Regions from separate parts of the Homo sapiens genome. Here region 1 is linked to region 2. A link is a contact called in ENCODE Hi-C or POLR2A ChIA-PET data. All regions are on one chromosome and are shown on one strand. The core of a region is the stretch at or near the end of the contact, and the rest is flanking DNA. Distances in the headings are between cores, read along the strand shown.

Region 1 (6,951 bases), core at 1,402-3,901, 2.2 Mb before region 2:
GCCTCGGCCTCCCAAAGTGCTGGGATTACAGGCGTGAGCCACTGCACCCGGCCCACTGAGTACCTTTGTAAAACTTTCAAATTTTATACAATGTCAATGTATTTTAAAAAATCTGTTCAATAAAATAAAAGTACTTTTAAGTGTCAGATACTGCTGGCTTCTATACCACAGAAAAGTATACCACTAAAGAACTGTGGAGTTAATTTTAATGGTACTTCACTGTAAATCTGAATCTCCTGTTCCAGTGCAGAGCTAGTCACCAATAGTAGCGAACCCTTGCAAGCAATTCAATTGGAGTTCACCCAAACCCTCTATAGTTGAGTTATTCTGCTGTATCACTCCATTAAAATTTAAATAGCATTGAAAACGAAAACGTGATACTACAGAAATGTATGTCAATTCAAGAATGAAAAAATGGAAGTATATTAATGAGCTATAAAATATTAAAAGAGCAATGATCCAAATACGTCTTTGAAAATTAGCAAATCAACTAGATATATATAATATGTATATACTGAATGTATATACCTATATAATATGTATATACTGAATGTATATACCTATATAATATGTATATACTGAATGTAAAATGCTGCAAACCAACTACACACACACACTCTCTGAATGTAAAATGCTGCAAATTCCTTTAAAATGTAAACTGCCATGCTGTAAAAATGGGAGAAAGATGTCAAGCACGGTGCTATCTGCAACATAACTTAAGCAACTTGAACTAGAAAATGCAATATGATCTGTTGCTGGACACAATTGCACAATCTCAATTACCCAGAAGATTCTACCAAACAGGAAATTCATGATGTGACTTTGGGAAACACAGAAATCATATTTAAAGATTAACACATCCAAAAGCCTGGAATTTGTTCCAAAACAAAAAAACGATTTTACAGGCCCGTTTTCAAATGACGCATACAATACGAATTACTAAAACACAGAAAAAGCTAACAGTTAAATCTGATACTTAGTTTAAGATCCGTAGCTTTCAAATTATAGAAAATCTAAAATACAGGGTATAAAACCTTGGAAGTTAAGAGAGCAGTTAGTGAAATATTTCAGGTCTGGAAATTATATGCTATCGACTTAATTTAAAACACACTCACGGTGTAAATTAAAGCTAAAAAGTATCTCTTCCCTTCCTTTTCTATGTGGTTCCATATCCTTACGAAAACCATCGTGTACCTCAGGCCATAAATGCAGATAACTAGATAACTCCCTGCAAGCTCTCTAAGGGACTTTTAAAACACAGTATTCGCAGGAATTATCTCAAAAAATATTTACAATACCTCCCAGCACTGTTAATAACTTTTTGATCTTGAGGGCGCCTTACAGATCTGAATCTTTCTTGCTCCAAATGAGAAAATTGTTTTGTCGAACAATACTTAAATGAGCAGTGGTATGTGACTAATCAGTGAGCCTGCCAGTTTCTCAAGCTGCAGTGTTCTTGCAGGCACTACCACCGCCGCCCCTCCACGGAAAGGAAATACGCTTTCAACCGAATCGGAAACACACCACTCAAGCTGGCACAGTGCTCACCGAGATAAAGTCGGTATTTTAAGCTCTATGGATCGCTGTTAATTCAAGTGCGAATTCAAAAAGAACGCTTTTCAAGATGGGATTTCGACAGAGTTTTGAAAAAAAAAAAAAAAAAAAAAGGCCCGGAGAGAGCTCCCTTCCTGGTCAGTTTTGTTCAGATGACCGCAGTCTTCGGGTTGGGCTGTGCCCTTCTGCTTCTCCCGGCAGTTCCCCGAGCTTGTCTGCTCAGAGGACCCAGGGTCCGGAGCCCCAGCGTGGGCGCATCACGGGAGAGGGTCCTTCTGCTCCAGGTAGGCAGGGAGACCCCCAAGGAAGCGGCCCTTCCCCCGGTGCCTGTTGCCGAGCAGCAACCCTCCGAGAGGGGAAGGCGCAGGGTGCTAGCCAGAACCGAGCTCCAGCACCACCACCTACCTCTCGCAGCGGACCTGAGTGCTGCACACGGTGGACCGCATACCTGCGTGAGTGCAGGGCGAGGGGTGCTGGAGGTGCAGAACGGGCAGAGCTCGAAGGGGCAGCAATGCCCTCCCCCGAGGAAAATTCCTGCCACTTGACGCAACGCTGAGCAGTGGAGCAGGCCTGGCCCTCGGGCGCGAGGGGCCACCCTGCCCACAGCGGCCCCAGGCCCAGCGACACTCACCACACAGAGCCATAGGCGCCAGAGCCCACTGGAGACAGGTTCTGGTAACGCTCGGGCACCTCCCAGATTGTCTTGTTCAGCTCCTGCCGGTAGAACGTGGGCCTCTCCTGAGACATTTTCCAGCGGCAGCCGCCGGGCAAGAAGGTGGCCCTGTGGGGCCCCCGCCTGCACCCGCACCCTCTCCCCGGCCCTTGCTGCCCGCCCAGCCGGGCGGGGACCTTGCGCTGGTCGCCCGCGCAGGTGCGGCTGCCGCGACCCCGCAGACTCCCGCGCGCGCGGCTGCTGTCAGCCGCAGCGGCTGGATGTGCCCCTGCGACTGGGGCAAGCCCCGCTAAGGGCAGGGACGCGCTCCGGCGCTCAAGACTGCGCCCGCCGCGATCTCCCTGCACCTTCGCCCCTACAAGGCCGACTCCGGGCTGCGTCGCAGTACTCCCGTTCCAGCTGCTGCGCCCGCTAAGGCTCCAGTGGTCGCGGTTCCAAGAGCCAGCAAACGGGAGCCTCCCGCAGTACTCTCGCGAGAACAGCTCCCGGGACTCTCCGAGAGCCGAGATTTTACCCAATATGGAACCTCTCCGCGGGCGGGGCTTCGTGAGAGAAGAGGATGGGAGGAGCAGTTCTCGCGAGAAGAGAACAATAACTGGAGACCAAAGGCAGAAACTCCCAGGGACTGTCTCCTTAAGGGCGCGAAGGCGGACCGGGGAAGGAAGAGAGAAGCTGGCAGCACACGCCTCGCGCGCCTCACCGTGGCCGGCGGGGCAAATACCTGGCTCTGTGGTGGAAAACGACACTGACAAATAGCGTGTCGGGGAAAGAGTCAAAAGATCTTTAACTGCGAGTAGTTACCAGCAGCAGAGCACCTGCTCACCTGAACCCCCAAATTCCAAAAAACACTTGCATAAAAAAGAGACAAGTGGCCGGGCGTGGTGGCTCACGCCTGTAATCCCAGCACTTTGGGAGGCCGAGGCGGGCGGATCACCTGAGGTCGGGAGTTCGAGACCAGCCTGACCAACATGGAGAAACCCCGTCTCTACTAAAAATGCAAAATTAACCGGGCGTAGTGGCGCGCACCTGGAGTCTTAGCTATTCGGGAGGCTGAGGCAGGAGAATCGCTTGAACCCGGGAGGCGGAGTTGCGGTGAGCCGAGATCGTGCCATTACACTCCAGCCTGGGCAACAAGAGCGAAACTCCGTCTCAAAAGAAAGAAAGAAAGAAAGAGACAGGTTCCGGCCAGAAGGCTGTTGCATTCCCATCTGCTCAAGGACATATGGGTTACTCTTTGAGATGCTGACGAAATATGTCCCAAAGGCAAATGTTAACCCTGCATCAAAGCTGAGGCTTTCCAGGGGCTGGGCTCAGTGGCTCACACCTGTTATCCCAGCACTTTGGGAGGCCGAGGCGGGTGGATCACGAGGTCAAGCGATAGAGACCATCCTGGCCAACATGGTGAAACCTCGTCTCTACTAAAAAAAATACAAAAATTAGCTGGGCGTGGTGGCACGACCCTGTAGTCCCAGCTTCTCGGGAGGCTGAGGCAGGAGAATTGCATGAATCCAGGAGGCGGAGGTTGCAGTGAGCTAAAATCGCGCCACTGCACTCCAGCCTGGCGTCAGAGGGAGACTCCGTCTCAAAAACAAAAACAAAAACAAAAACAAACCGAAGCTTTACATTAAAACTCTCCCAGTTAAACTTACATGCAGAAAAATCACCCTGGGAGTTTAAGATGCAAGTTCCCAGAACTCACAGGGAGTCTAATTGGGTAGGTCAGAGGAGGTCTTGATCAAGAGCATGCATTTTTATAATACATCTTAGGTGATTCTGATTCAGGAAAGTCTCTGATATCTCCCTTTGAGAAGCATTTAAAAAACCGTTACACTGAAGATTTGAAACTGACTCCTATCCTGAAGAGCCATCAGTGAAGAGGATTTTAAGCATTTAACTCAGGCCTCTTCGAGTAAGGAGAATAGGGCAGGAGTCTCATCGAATTTAGGCAAGTCAACTGACCTTTCCTGAACCTCAGTTCCAGCTTCTACGAGAGAATTCCTGCCCTGCATTCCCGACTAACAGAGTCATTTGTAAAAACCAAACAAGATAAATGTGAATGGGCAAGGCATTCTAACCCCATGCCTACATCCATTATCAACCTATGCCTATGCTAAAGCTTGTTACAATGAGCAGAAGAATCAGATCCTGTCTCATTCTCTTAGTTTCTTGTATTAGAAATAACTAGATCCAAGCCAGGACATTTCTCAACATTTCCCGTGATTATTCTATTTTGTGTCATACACACCTTGGAGGGCTCAGACTTTGCATATCTTGTCCCAACATCTAGCACAATGTCTAGAACATAAAACATGTGTCATAAATATTTGTTGAAAAAATTATGAACAGTGACCATGATTTCAAGTGGTACAGTATCCTCAGTCCTCTTCAAGGAAAGCAATATAAAACCAAAAAACAGATAGTCATGGGTGATTCATGGAAAGCTGTTTTGGATCCAATGTAGCTTAGGCTGGAATTCTCTTATCTACAAAAACATGTTGCTTGAGAATGTTCCAAACTAGGGAGGATAGGAAGCTTTCTAAGAAGTAATGGAGGGTGAAGGGGAAGTAAGAGCAAAAACATGATTGTGAAGACATGAGGGATGGGGTTGGGGGGATCAAGGGAATGAGGGAATGGTTACAAAGGGTGAGGAGGAAGCTTGGAAGTAGGAATCCTCAGAAATGCACATTTTTATCCTACAAATTGGGATGATGAGGTGAGGGTGAATGAAAGGGTAAAGATAAAGTAAGCAGTATATTCATACACTCATTCAACCAATGTGTATTAAATGCCTACTAGGTGTCAAACACTTGCAGTTTAAAAGTGATTAAAAACTACAGTTGCTGCCGGTGTGGAGCTTACAATCAATGGGAGGGCAATCATTCAACAAAAATTAATTGAATACTTCCTATGTCCACCACACTGCTGTAGGCACTGATAATAAAACAGTTAATGAAAGGGATAAAAGTCCTTGCCCTCATAGGGGTAAGATGATTTACAAAAAGGAATACATAAAGTGCATTATAAGGTAGACATTAACACAGTCATCAAACAAACAAGTGTAAAACTGTAACTGGGCCAAGCAGGAATACAAGGTGGAGTGAGAGACAGTGCTAGGGACAGGGATAGGGTGGGAGGAGGGTAAAGGGAGTGAGTGCAGATGGCATGTCTGCATCCAGAGCAGATCTGGGCAGGAGGGTGTCATTCAGTGGGGAGAGCCGGGTTTGTGGGGCAGACAGCCTATGGTTGGAGACCTGGGTGACCCTCCTAGCCTCCATTTCTTTTTACCTCTTCTGACCTGAGGAAGGCTTAAGTCTTCCGGAGACGTTAGTGAATTACCGTCTGTGCAGTACACATGTGACACATGTGCACTGCTGTATGTTCAGGACACGAGGCCTGGCACCAAATAGGCCCTCGATCAAGAATAGCAAAACCTCGGAGAGAGAAGGAGCCTTGGTATACAGGTTTACCAAATACCAAGGGGATCCCACGACTCAGGTATGAGGAGGGCGACCCAGGTACCACTTTCCTGGCTCCCTAGCCCAGCTGCTCATGCTCCTCTTCCTCGTCCCCTCCCCCACTCTCATCTCCTCAGCCCGCCCGGAACGCCCGCGGGCTAGGCCACAACGGCTCGGGAACCGCCGCCGGTATCCGCGTCCGCAGCGCCGCCAGCCAGGCGAGAGCCGTGTGGGATCCCAGCGCCCGCACTCCCGCCCCCGCCAAGGAGCCAGGTGAGCCGCTGCTGGGAGACGCCTGGGCGCCGGGGGCTGCAGGTCCCAGGGCGGGGGCTGCGTCCGTCACCGGCAGGTACCCAGGTATGCCGCAGAGCCAGGCACGCCGTGGGCACTCAGTCAGTATCTGTGGAATGAATGAATGATGGTCGTCCCTGGGAGCTTATCTCTGAGGTATTGTCTCTACTTTCAAAGGCCGTGTGGATGGCAATGACAAGAGACAACAGTGTGTGCGTTTTGCAAGCTGCATCCTTTCAAATTCTCCTGTCTATATTGTCAAAAGCCCCAGAACTGACGTGCTACCTGCACCCCACCGCCTACCCCATCCATTTCCTCCTGAGGCCTGACTGCCCGGCCGTTCCTCTTCCTTTCAGACCCCACTGCTTTTGTTAATTTTGTTCCCTGTGACTGAATCCCCACCCCCACCTCCTTGCCCCTTTCTTTTCATGTCAAATGCCGTTGATGTGTCAGGGGCCCCGTGAAGCCTTCTCCAGCACCCCCACCCCAATAATGAGCATCTCTCCAACACACCATGTTACTCTATCCACATTGCATGGAAGGTGGTTGTCCTATGTTTATGTGTCCAATGGTCATCCGCTTAAGGACTGTCATCTTACTAGTCATCCCTAGCCACTAGCCAGAGTGACTAAAGGATCTAAAGGCCAGGCTCTTTGCTTATACCTTTTCTGTATTCCCAATACATTCTCCATAAAAACCTAGGTAGTAACAGGTGTAGGGTTGTTTCTGATGGAATTACAAATGCTTATTTTGAAAATTCGGAAGTAAATTTTGCCTTTCCGTGATTATAGAAAACATAAGAAAGTTAACAATATCAGGGGGAAGATATTCCTGCAACTAAACTAGCTTTCAAGATTTCATATTATTTGGGTCAATAGCTAAAAAATTGGATTGTATTTAAACTTTTTATTCTTGACTTTTTTTTTTTTTTTTTTTTTTGAGACAGAGTCTTGCTCTGTCGCCCAGGCTGGAATGCAG
Region 2 (7,104 bases), core at 495-2,994:
GTGAAATGCTGTAACGATAACTTTGTTTAAGCATTAGTTTCAAGCCCTCTTAGAATACATGGGGCCAGTACTGATGCCGAAAGGCTCATTCTTTATATATTGAACCGCACAGCTGCAAGGAGTTGCACAAATGTTACCAACTCATTTGTCATGCAAACAGTGCTTCAGAAAGAAATAAAATACTATTATGTGGTATATGTGTTAGGCAATCACTATATCAAATTCATGGCATTCTGTGCAAACACATGCAGGGAAAAGGAAAACAACACTTGGTGAGAGAAATCACACCACATGGGAGCAGCTAAGTCAGGGGAGATGGGGAGGCTAACAGTGGAAGCTGACCAAGCCGAGGCTGTCATTTTCCCAGCAATTGTGGCCAGTGTTGAATACCCCTGAGGTGGAGCAAGTGGCAGGAATGCAAAACCCAGACAGAGGAGCATAGCATTGCCCAGGGTGTCAGGGAGGGGAGGGAATAAAGTGGGGAATGGGCAAGGGGGCTGTTGGGACAGATACGGGGCAGTTCCAGGGAGGAGGGGCCTGGGGGAAGGGGAGAATGGAATGGCAGGGGTAGAAATGGATGGAACCCATTGGGCCGGCAATAAATGTTTGGGAATGGGAGTTGAGGGATGTGGAAGGAAGATTATAAACTGGTTCTATTTCCAGTTGCCACATTCCCTTGCTTCCCTTAGGGGTTTCCTGCTAAGAGCCTTCATGTAACCAAATCACCTGCCCTGTGGGAGGCTCTACACAGCACTGACACTGCAAAGATGTGGGTTAAGTATAAACACGCATGAACGTGTGCCAGGCACTGTCCCAAGCACCTTAGCCAAACTACCTCTTCTAATCCTCACAGCAACTCTATTGAGGTTTACTGGCAAATAGGCTAACAATGTTAATTGAATATGATCACACATCTAATAGTTGTGAGTAGGGATTTGAAATCGAACTGTCTGGCTCCAAAGCCCACAACCTAAACCACCAGTGAGGCTGCAAGACCGTGTATCTCTGGAGTCTTCTCTCTCCCATGTCTCCTTGTAAAAATCCCATTACGCAGACACAGGCCCTCCGCAGAGAAGCCTCAACTGCCCATTCGAACCCAAGGGCATTTTGCTCCTCTGCCTCCACCATGGATGCTGCGTCTCCTCCAGGCTGGCGCTCCTTGGGGGCCAGTGTCTGTCCTAAGGCAGGGATCGCACCTACTTGGTGCTCAGTGTCGCCCAGTTAACAAGCCCGAAGTCGGGACAGGGTCTTGGAGCATGCCTGGAGTGTACTCTAAGACCCAAATAAAACCGGATCACACATCAGTCCCCAAGCCCAGAGAGGCAAATCATCCTGTCTCTCCATTCGTGGCAGTGGCTTCGTTCACCATTAAGCAATTCATCTATTAAATCAACGCTGACTTTACTGAACGCTTACCACCTGCCAGAGGCAGAGCTAGGGTTGGAGGACTCAGAGATTAATACCGCTTGATCTAACAAACAAAGGGAAGTGGGAGAGCGGAGAGAGAGAGAAAAACAAAACAAAACAAAACAAAACAAAAAATTTAATCCCCCTTGGACCTTCCCACCATGGCGGCTCTAAGAGCCACGTCAGACCGCCTCATCATGGCCGACCAAAGGCCAAGTGCAGACCTTCCCAACATGGCGACCGACCTTCCCATCATGGCGCGTGGCCCCGCCCGCTCCGCCGCGCCTGCGGGAGGGAGCAGTTCCGGGTGCGGTGCGCGCCAGGGGCGGGCGGGGGGCGGCGTCCTGGCCATGGCCGGCCTGTCGGACCTGGAACTGCGGCGGGAGCTGCAGGCCCTGGGCTTCCAGCCAGGACCCATCACCGACACCACCCGGGATGTCTACCGCAACAAGCTGCGCCGCCTGCGGGGCGAGGCCCGGCTGCGCGACGAGGAGCGGCTGCGGGAGGAGGCCCGGCCGCGGGGCGAGGAGCGGTTACGGGAAGAGGCCCGGTTACGCGAGGATGCGCCGCTGCGCGCCCGGCCCGCCGCGGCCTCTCCGCGGGCGGAGCCCTGGCTCTCCCAGCCGGCCTCGGGCTCGGCCTACGCGACCCCTGGGGCCTACGGTGATATCCGGCCCTCCGCGGCTTCCTGGGTAGGGAGCCGCGGCCTCGCCTATCCTGCCCGCCCGGCGCAACTCAGGCGCCGCGCCTCGGTCCGGGGCAGCTCCGAGGAGGACGAGGACGCCCGGACGCCCGACAGGGCCACGCAGGGCCCGGGTCTCGCGGCCCGCCGCTGGTGGGCAGCGTCTCCCGCCCCGGCGCGGCTGCCTTCCTCCCTCCTCGGTCCCGACCCGCGCCCGGGCCTGCGGGCGACTCGAGCGGGCCCTGCTGGCGCGGCGAGGGCCCGGCCTGAGGTGGGGCGCCGGCTGGAGCGCTGGCTCTCTCGGCTTCTGCTCTGGGCCAGCCTAGGGCTACTGCTCGTCTTCCTGGGCATCCTTTGGGTGAAGATGGGCAAGCCCTCAGCGCCGCAGGAGGCGGAGGACAACAGTACGTCCTGGGCCGGCGCAGGGGAGGGCCCTGGGCGCGCGTGTGTCCGCCGGAGGACCCCCCGTTCCTGTCGGCGCCAGGCCGCGCACTTCCGGCCTTGTCAGCTGCCTCTGACTGTCTTCTCATTTCCAGGCCTGCCTTCTTCCAGCTGTGGGAAGAGAGGGCCAAGGCTCCTGCATCTGCAATAATTTCTGCCTTCACTTTCTCCTGTTCTCCTTTTCTGCCCCAGCCCTCCCTTCTAACGTCTCCCTTTCAATCACAAGCTGTAGTCACTGCTCCTCCAACCTCTGGTTTTCTCCCTGGAGAGGAAGCCACACCCCCCTCTAACAGATTCACCCCATCCGTTTGGGTTCTTCCCTTTTGACCTCTGGCTTACACATTTAGTGCCTGTTTGAAGGCACTCCAGATTTCAGTGGCCCACAGATAGGATCTGGTTGGGGGTCCCACCTTTGTAGCACCAAAAAGTCCACTCTCCACTTCTTTGAATCACAGGGCCGCCGCTTTGTCAACAGGAGAATCTACCAGCCTTGCTTGCCAGACAGGTTAAACTGATCGCAACTGGAGGCCCTTATCATTGCTTGTAGCACCCTCATGGAGTGTGTTAAGAGAGAGACTACGACTCAAGGATGCTCACAGCCATCCTTCTGGCCACATTTAAGTTACATGGTTAGATATGCCAATGAGAGGTCTGCAGGATACAGTATGTATCCGGAATAGCTGAGGATTGTGTGTTTTCTGAAAGGAAACATAGAGATCATTTCATTATACATTTAGGTATAAAGGGCCACTGTAGTTCACCAACTTTTAATACTCTTTACAAAGCACGAATGTGACTAATACTGTTCCCAGCTTCCAGCCAAGGCCACATCCTTTCATGCCTAGCAGGAACTGCCAAAATACAGGAAAAAGCTAAAGTATGTCTTAGCTGGTGTGGCAGATGGATGTTTGGGAGTGTACAAGTCTGTGGGCAAGGGTATTAACAGACTCGTGTGCAAACACCCAAATGATTTCCCCACTATGAGAGCATTTATCAACTATGTGAATAGTTTGTCGACCTGCTAGAGAAATTAAGGAGACCTGGGAGTGTCATGGTACTATAACTACACTGGTGATGTCAAACAGTATCACACTGGTACTCACTGCTGAGATGCTTTAAGACAACAGCGCTAGAATGTATGCTGGTATTTACCTGGACTTCCCCTCCCATTACGGTGTTAATCTCTGTTTAACATATCATTGTTTACAAAACTCCTATATTTTGTTTTGTTTGGGCCTAACTCCCTGAGTTAAGCAGGGAAGGCCCATTTGATCCCGTTTTACAGACGAGGAGACAGAGGTTCAGAGTGGTTGAGTTGCCCAAGAAACTTGAGCTAATCATTTTCAGCTGGGACAAGGACCCAGCTATCGTAATTCCTAATCCAGGATTTGGATACCCTTACATTTTGCTGTCTGCATTTTAAAAGTGCCTTCCTTAGATGACATCTTTCTAATCCCCACCCTTGGCTTGGTAATGCTTTACTCCCTCCAAATGTTGTGAGTAGTCTCTTTTTGTATTCCTTTCTCAACCCACACTTAATTTCCTCTGTGTTTCTTTTCTTGGTCTCAGTGAAGTTATTGCCAGTGGACTGTGAGAGAAAAACAGATGAGGTGAGTTTGAGTTTCTCTGGTTTTTATTATTCTTCCTGAGGATATTAGCCTCCATCAGGAGGTAAACTTCCCCAGAAAAAGAATAGGATCATTTTCAGGGAGTGCTTCCTGTAATGTACCAGAGTCACATTGTGTTCTGTGATGTTCTTGTCAGGCTCAATTGTGGCAGTGAAGGAATACTTGAAATAGAATTGACCTCCCAAAATCCAACCCTGGGCTTGTTATGGACACTTTCCCATCAAATGTAGCATCGGGGACTTTGATCTGCCTGAGTCAATCTAGGGGGATGCAGTAGGTTGTTGTTGAAGGACCCTCAAGCTCCCTGGCACTGGGAGGAAGGGCCGGCGTTTCTAAGCATCAGGAGGCCAAGTTCTCAATTCCACATTCTCTGTCTCCAGTGGTGCAGCTGTGGCTCTGAAAATGCTGTTCTGATTTGAAACATAGGGAGTTTGTTTGGAACACATCTTAAGTGGAATTAGCCCTCTTAGTCTACATTTAGATTTGTTTTATGAAGCTCTAATATGGCGAGCAGCCCCATCCATTTATGAATCATGAAAGCAGCATTATCAAGGAGCTGGGATGCTGCTTCTGGTGACAGTCTGGAGAAGATATGGGGCAGTAAATTTTCAGGTCTTAAATTGTACCAGGAGGAGTCTTGTGCTGCCAGAGGGCATGACTTAGTAGTCTAATTAAGTGTGCAATGCCTGGCCTCCCAAGTCCTTAGTTAACATCTCTAGTAGCCCAGGGGCTGGGAAAGAAAATGACGCATGGTCCTCTGGCCAGCCCTGCATTGACTGTCTTACTCATGTAAATGAGGGGGCATCCTGGTGCAGATAACGGCTTTTATTTCTCTTTGGCTTCGGGTGTGTCATAGTTGGGGGTGTTTTATTACATCCATTTATTGGATTCATCCACCAAATATCTTTGCTTCCCAATTGTTTTGTAAAAACAGATTCATAGTAAGTTTAATCTGCCTTCTATCATAAAAACTGTAGTTGATGATGAGAGGAAGTGGCCCAGAAACACAGGCAGCCAGAGGGGAAACTGGAATTTGAAGACTTAAAACAAAAACAGGAAAAAATAACTTTCTGTAAGACTTCTCAGTGCTGTTAGTTTTGTCTTTTAATTAGAAAAAAGTTCCATGGTTTCTATTTCTTGGTCCTTCACATCTCTAAATGAATCAGACCCACAAGTGAATGGCACATTTGTTCCCTGGCCTTCTCTGATCTGGACACACTCAGGCTCCACTTGAGTGAGCCCAGACAGGTACCCTCCAGGTCCTAGCTACAGATGCGCTCCGTGGGCAGACGGCATTCAGCACCTGCCAGCGAGGGCTTCAGACGCAGATATCCCTATTTGTAACCATTCAGACCTTCATCAGAGCATCAGAAAGCAGGGGCTGGGCCATCTCAATGCAGGCTTTGTGGAGCTAAGATTTCATGGGGCACCCTTGGCCTTTCTGGAGGGTGGACACAGGAACAAGCAGGTGGGGACGTGTTTCTTGGCTTTGGTGAGGCTCTTGCTGAAAGTCTTATTCTTTGCATGGCTCCAGGCTTACCGAGATCACAGACGGGCATTTGAATTTCAGATTCATGTTCTTTCCCTTTTCGGTCGTTGAAGACGGTGACACTTTGTGTTTTTCTTTCTGCCTTTGTGCTGCTGAAAACGTGGGGACAGGCTGGGAGTGGGTGTGTTGTCTTAATCAGGCCGTCTCGTTGTCTGGTACCGTCTGTCCTCCTGTTTCCTTTAGGTGGTAGCAGCCTCTGCTGAGTGGTTTGTGTGAGTTCGCACTGAATCCTACCACAATCCTTACTCAGATGAGGGCTCTGAGATTCCACCTAACGGGAGACGAGATGGCAGCTGCTGACATTCTGCCCTGTCTGCAAGCTCTCCTAGCTCTTCCAGCTCTCCCATCTCTGCAAACTCCGACAGCAGTTGCTCTTCCTCTGAGGAAGCTGAGCGACTGCATCATCCCCCGACCACGTCGCCTCTGCTCAGCCCTCTTAATGGCCGTCATTCCAAGGGAAAGGCAGGAGCCAGGAGCCTCTGGGATGCAGCCCCTTGGTTACAGTGTCTGCTTTCAGCTTTGCCTCTGCTTCTCCAGGGTCTTTCTCAGGCAGTTAACCCAATATTTATCAACTCTCTCCCTAGGCCCAGCACTTGGCAGAATTTTTTTCTATTTTGTAAAAGTATGAGATATTCCTTGCTGTTTAGTATTTGACAGTGTGGCTGGAGAAGTAAAGATGGACAGACGGACCCCTCCCACCCACCCCTCCTTGCTGACCACTTGTCCCGTGCCTTTCCAGTTCTGTCAGGCCAAGCAGAAGGCAGCCTTGCTGGAGCTGCTGCATGAACTCTACAATTTCCTGGCCATCCAAGCTGGTGAGTAAGTCACGTAAGTCCTGAGATTCCTCTTGTGAGAGCTATGGGCGGCTGACCCGGTTCATCAGGCTTAGTTACACTGCTGCTGGCCAGCGAGACACTCCCTGGTTGTCTCTCAGAAGGCATATTCAGAAGCCGAGTCTCACCTTCTCGCCTCCTCACTCAGGCACATCTTTTATAAGCCTTGTGTTTGAACAAAACATATTTGATTCTTGCTCCTCTTTAAGGGAGGTCCTGGCATGTGAACAGGCCTTCCTGCAGCTGTTCTTCCTTCTTGGGGATGCCCACTACCTAATGCTTTGGGGGTCTCTGTTGGCATGGGAAGGGGCCAAGCCCCAGGTGTTGTCAGGATCTGTGTCCTTCACCCTAGAGGGACCCTCTGAACCAGGTGGTTGGCTGGGCCCGGGAGAGGCCTCTTGCCTGTGCAAGTAGCAGATAGTCTGTGTAGTGGGCCCTGGTGTCACATCTGGTCCTGATCACCATGTGGCTGTGGGACCTCGGACAAAGTCCCTGATCCTCTCAGGGTCTTCATCTCCCTGTCTGACCAAGGGCTCTTGGGTCTGTCTGTTCTCTACAAATGAG

The links. Hi-C counts contacts between places; a loop is a spot of excess contacts on that map. ChIA-PET counts read pairs that join two places held with the same protein, here RNA polymerase II (POLR2A). Pooled maps may share reads with other maps.
Region 1: a loop to region 2 is called in a map of B cell, with 18 times the contacts of the local background. The contact joins the promoter of MAPK14 here to the promoter of LEMD2 in region 2. A Hi-C loop is called at or near these places in 1 of 168 maps with a recorded cell type or tissue (B cell) and 5 of 50 pooled maps. POLR2A ChIA-PET finds 5 or more read pairs at or near these places in 1 of 52 experiments (A673).

The regions. Positions count from the first base shown.
Region 1 is chr6:36,023,508-36,030,458 of GRCh38, reverse strand. MAPK14 (mitogen-activated protein kinase 14) reads right to left here and starts at 2,651. Exons shown (of 12, transcript NM_139012.3): 1 at 2,186-2,651. The coding sequence starts at 2,301. SLC26A8 (solute carrier family 26 member 8) reads left to right here and starts at 5,818. Exons shown (of 20, transcript NM_052961.4): 1 at 5,818-5,955. RefSeq lists silencers at 653-947, 2,311-2,410 and enhancers at 2,601-3,040, 5,372-5,871, 5,872-6,373.
Region 2 is chr6:33,783,770-33,790,873 of GRCh38, reverse strand. LEMD2 (LEM domain nuclear envelope protein 2) reads left to right here and starts at 1,744. Exons shown (of 9, transcript NM_181336.4): 1 at 1,744-2,493; 2 at 4,100-4,140; 3 at 6,447-6,522. The coding sequence starts at 1,758. LOC105375024 (a long non-coding RNA gene) reads right to left here and starts at 1,496. Exons shown (of 3, transcript XR_926707.3): 1 at 1-1,496. RefSeq lists enhancers at 1-318, 1,529-1,618, 2,231-2,780 and silencers at 1,709-2,088, 2,129-2,578.